Linked DNA regions of Mus musculus: region 1 is linked to region 2. A link is a loop called in an ENCODE intact Hi-C map of the cell type or tissue named here. Cell type or tissue: heart. All regions are shown on one strand. Region 1 overlaps Gm19410 (predicted gene, 19410). Region 2 overlaps Gm35021 (a long non-coding RNA gene).

What was found. A loop is a pair of places that touch in the nucleus more often than their neighbours do. Peaks named below come from ENCODE experiments on the same cell type or tissue, not always from the same donor. Only the 100,000 strongest peaks of a DNase experiment are listed, where the experiment ranks them.
Region 1: a loop joins it to region 2, with 2.2 times the contacts of the local background. A loop is called at or near these places in 2 of 42 quality-filtered maps.

Annotation. Positions count from the first base shown.
Region 1 is chr8:35,801,346-35,803,845 of GRCm38, forward strand. It overlaps Gm19410 (predicted gene, 19410), which reads left to right. Exons shown (of 33, transcript NM_001370844.1): 19 at 863-992; 20 at 1,183-1,367; 21 at 2,086-2,272. It also overlaps the pseudogene Gm45566. Among named protein-coding and RNA genes, the nearest start is that of Cldn23, 24 kb to the right of the region's middle. In heart, no CTCF peak of the experiment used is centred here; no DNase peak of the experiment used is centred here.
Region 2 is chr8:35,724,105-35,726,604 of GRCm38, forward strand. Gm35021 (a long non-coding RNA gene) reads left to right here. Exons shown (of 7, transcript XR_870350.3): 2 at 195-586; 3 at 1,328-1,413. Among named protein-coding and RNA genes, the nearest start is that of Gm35021, 1.7 kb to the left of the region's middle. In heart, a CTCF peak has its summit at 1,252 (motif pointing right); no DNase peak of the experiment used is centred here.

The DNA of each region.
Region 1 (2,500 bases), 77 kb after region 2:
ATAGAGAACAGAGCCCACGATGGCTGGAATATTCAGTCTTTAGTAGTCAAACTCAGCAAGCATCCCTTTGATCCTCAACTCTTCCATTCCTGGACAGTGTCTCTCTTGTTCACACATACCATGACATGCTCTACTCCAATCTGTTTAGACCATAGTAATAAGTGCTTTCCAGTCTGAGTCATGAAGCTGTCATTAGCTGCCATCATCATGATGCTGCCATGTGGGGGGGGGAAGGGTCTGTGACCTTATTCTTAACATAACTGCATAACCCAGATGGTCAGTCTGTGTGGGCACAGTTGTTGGCAATAGGGCTATATAACTCCTTATAAGTTGTAATTATGGCAATACCCTGAGCTAGCTTCTCTGGGGCATTGTCTATCTTCTTATACTTCTTGAACTAGCTCACCTCCCTCTGCTAGAATGTTCATAGTGTTGCAATAACCTCACTGTGGTCCACAGCGAGTGGTATCCACATTCACATGGGGTTTTCCATGCACATGGGTTTGCTTGACCTCCAGTCACAGGAGGTAGCCAAAGAAAGGTGATGTTGAGAGCTTCAGTCAGTCAAGAGAGTCAAGCTGGTACCAAGAGTGCTGAGCCAAGTGTCACTTGCAGTGGGGTGGCAGTTGTGGTTGTGGTAGTAGTCAGGGACCCAGATAGAATACTAGGCATTGGAAGCCAGCATGCCTTCCTCATGCTTTTGTACATGGCAATGAAGTAAGGTCTTCTAAGCACAACAGGGCGTAGGTGAGCCTCACAGAGACTGGGGCAGAGAGTTAGACCCTAACCCGGGGCCTTGTCTAACTCTGAAAACTCCTTCCTTAGATGGATCGGAGGCCACTGACTGTCCCTATCTCCTCAGGACTGTGGCCTCAAGGTGATCTCATGTGGCCCAAGGCAGTGGGCTTGTGACAGTGGAGACCAGTGTGTGCCTGACTTCTGGCACTGTGATGGACAGAGCGACTGCAGAGATGGCAGTGACGAAGCTGGATGTAAGTGCAGGGGCACCCCCACTGAGGCAGAAGGTGGGGGGTGGGGCTTCCATGCAAATGCTGCAGAACCTGGAGCCCACCCTGTTCTCTCATTAGATGGGTCTTGGTTGTATATGAAGGAGCCTTGTAGAGGAAGGATGCTGGGGCATGATTGTAACACTCTAGTGGAAAACCATCCCCTCCCCCACAGGTGCTCCGCAGAAGTGCCAGGATTCCGAGTTCCAGTGTGCTACTGGTGCCTGCCTCAGCTTCAGTATGGTGTGTGATGGGCGAGAGGACTGTGTGGATGGTTCAGATGAGGGTGGGGAGTGTTCCTCATCAGTGTGCAGCCCTGGGCTATGTTACCACTCCTGCTACCAGTCCCCAACTGGGCCGGTGAGTTGCTGAAGCTTACTGTGTGTTCTTTATCAACCACATATGTGCTCTGAGAAAAATCAGTAGTGTACTCATTCAGGTTGTCCGAGATGGCACCTTGATCTCAAAGATATATACATAGTAGAACTGTCTTGAGTGCCTATCCAGGTACCTGAGCCTTCCGAGCTCCTCCTGAGGTCTGTTCAACCTCTCCCCTATATTGTGCCTTGTCCCATCTCTGCTGTGAGTTATGGGAGAAATGTCACATGGTGTTAAGATAAAAATATCTGGGCAGGTCAAGAAAATGACAGTGTGAAGTTTTCTTCCATGTCGATATTTGGAACCTGTCCCGCTCTTAAGTTGAGGACTAGCTATTTTAGACAGTATTACTCAGCAGCATGCAGGAAACTTGATTCTCACAGTCAAGTGAAAGAACGTGTTCTGATATTTGGTCACACCAGCTCTCCACTGGCTGATGACCAATTCAGTTAGCTTTGTGTGCTTTTCTTCTTATGGATGCAGCAAAGGCTCTGGTGTCCTGAGCTGAACCTAGCCATTGTTACTCTTGGATAGAAGTTATAAGGGGTACATCAAGGCTGTTAAGACAGACAAGGGGCTATTCAAAGCAAAGCTGTTTTAGTTGTCAACATATCATCATGGAAAATATCATCATGTGAATCTCATATGAAGATCAAAGCCCTGTTCTGTCTTCAGAATATGCTGATGGCTTCTTTTTCAGGTATGTGTTTGTGCCCCAGGCTTTGAGTTGGAGAGCAATGGCCAAATCTGTCAAGATGTAAATGAGTGCCAGCAGCCATCTGGTCAACCTTGCAGTCAGACCTGTATCAATACTGAGGGCTCATACATCTGTGCCTGTCACCCTGGCTACTTGCTGGGCCCTGATGGCCACACTTGTAAGGCAACAGGTAACCTGGAGCTGGGACTACCTTCTAAGTCATGGCTAGTGAGTTTTGAATCTCTGACTCTGTGACTGTGGGTCAATCTGACTTATCAAACATTTCTTTCCTTCCCACCTGCCCCAATATTTCATTCCCAACCAGCCTAATGTCTATCAACAGATGTGTGGATAAAGAAAATGTGGTGTATATACATAAATGAAATTTACCTAGCCATAAAGAAAAGTGAAACCATAT
Region 2 (2,500 bases):
GGGCAGGACAGTGAAGAATGTAGAGAAACGAGTTACTTTAGGAAGCAAATTACCATAGTTTCGGGGAAGTGCCACAGTTTAACCAAAATGGAGGGTGGTTTACAAAGTGTGGCCCTGGCTAATGCTCAGGTTGGTTCCTGCCTGGGATGGCCGAAGAGTCGCAGGGGCGTGTGGGTAATTAATTCTCTGTACAGTGACAGCATCTGGAATCTGACACTATGAAACTGGGGCCTAAATTGCAATGGTCATCCCGCGTGGTAGAGATACAGGGAATACAGAACGCATCCTAAGGAAAGCTGAACCCAGTGGAGCCAGCCCAAAGTGATGCAGCGCCATCCGGATGCCACCTCCATGAAGCCCGCAGGTCGGACTCACAGCAGAGGGACTGGTGTTTGCCTTGCAGCTTTTCTCTCATTAATATTGCCTTTCCATTCTCATGCCCTCCCTACTTGAAAAGGGTATGTTTGCCACCAGCTATGGGAAGCACGTGACTCGAGCTTCACTTTCACGGTTGCTCGCGGCTAAGACGTAGCTCTGAGTTTCAGAAGAGACTCTGGATTTGGATTTCTGAATGGCGTTGGGACTGGTAAGACTGCGACTTCTTTAAGTTGAGCTGAGACATTTCCTCTTATGAGGTAGCAGTGAGGCTATGACAGCTAGGGGGGATCGTTAAGGTTTGGGTATGCAATGCCCGTTATGGGTTCACGGATTTGAACTTTTGGTCTGGAGCTAGTGGAGATGATTTGGGAGGCTCTGGAACCATTTGAACTTGAGGCCTAGCTGGTGGGCGTAGGGCTCTAGAGGTGGAGCCTGAGAATTACTGGCTCCCTGCTTCCGAGGGGTCAGCACCATGTTACAAGCGGCTGCTTCAGGCTTCTGCCACTATGGGCGGGCGTGGTCCCACTACCGTGCCTTTCCCACCATGACCAACTGTGAATGTGAACGAAAACTAAACCATATCCTTTCTTAACGTGTCTTTTAGGTGTTTCGCCTCAGTGAAAGTTGCCTTTCTTTATTAACTTAGCCTAATAAAGCCCAGCTGCAGAGATATTATTTTTTAATCATAGAAGAACACAAATCCATTCTCTTTTGAAGTTATTGCTAATTTCTTAGATATTGTCAGTTAATCGGAGAACAGATCTAACCTGTACTCGTGGAGAGTGGACATGCCCTTTGGTTCATCTGCAACAGAATGCATGTAATGAACGTGGCCAGTAAGGACATTAAGTATTAACGTCAACGTGCAATGTTGAGATTAGTCTGTAGGTGGCAGCACAAACTCGGGGATGGGAAATAATGCCGCCGGCCCCCCCCCCCTTCGTTTTAGTGACCTCAAGAAGACCTGGATACCGCGAAAAGACCGTGTTTTACCAGATTCACTGCACCATTCGAAATCTTCTGAGATCATAAATAGTAAGTTGAAAATATATTTGTGTTTCTGTATTATTCTGCCTTCAAGATTCAGACACCACCACCTGCAAAGACACAGCTTGCCTAGAGAGGACGTCAAAGCGCTTGGGTTGAAATTTCACTTTATTTAATGTTATCTGTCTTGTGTATTCTTGATGTACCTTTACCTGTCCCTGAAATTTCAGATTTCCTGTGAAAATGTGTATGTGTGTCTCTTGTAAATAGCACTGAGTCTTATATCTTCTTAATTCAGTCTGGAATCTTTCCCGCCCAACTTTGCAGTTCAGGCCCCCTGCCCCACCCCGCCCGGGTTCTCAGTGTATGTGAGAGCATAGATTTCCCATCTTCCTCTTTACTTCATAATTTACATTTATCTCATTCACCATTGTTTGTACTTCCTCATTTCTAAATATCCTTAAGCTTAAATGGGGCCAGAACTTGAAAAAAATTCTTCTGATAACTGAGGGTGGGATAGGGTGATCTATACCTTTAATCCCAGCATTTGGGAGGCAGAGGCAGGTGGACCTCTGAGTTCAAAGCCAGCCTGGTCTACATAGTGAGTTACAGGACAGCCAAGGCTACACAGAGAAACCCTGTCTTGGAAAAACATAAACAAAAACAAAAATAAAAAGCCCAACCCATCAACCAATCAACCAGCCCACCCCCTTCTCTTTCCCTCCTCCCCTCTCAAGCAATACAAACGTCATGGCATGAATCCTTCGTTTTACCTTATACTTGAATGTGTACCGTCTCTCTGAGCATGCTCATTAATCTGTCTGCCCCGCAGGACAAAGAATTACTCCCAGGCTCCTCCCACCAGTGGTGAAGATGTTCTGAATGCCTCTGCTTTCTTATTTTCTCTCCCACCCCTAACAAGGACACTTTATTGGTAGAACTGGGGAATCCTCACCATACATAGTTTTTGTAGCTTTTTTGGAAGCAATATTATGATTAAGAAAATAAAAATTACATGAAGAATATTTAGTGATTATAAACATTTTTGCTAGTTACATTTTGTTCTTTGGAAATTTTGTACATGTGTATAATATGTTCTGATAGTTCTCTCCCCTAATATTTATTTTGTGTGCAT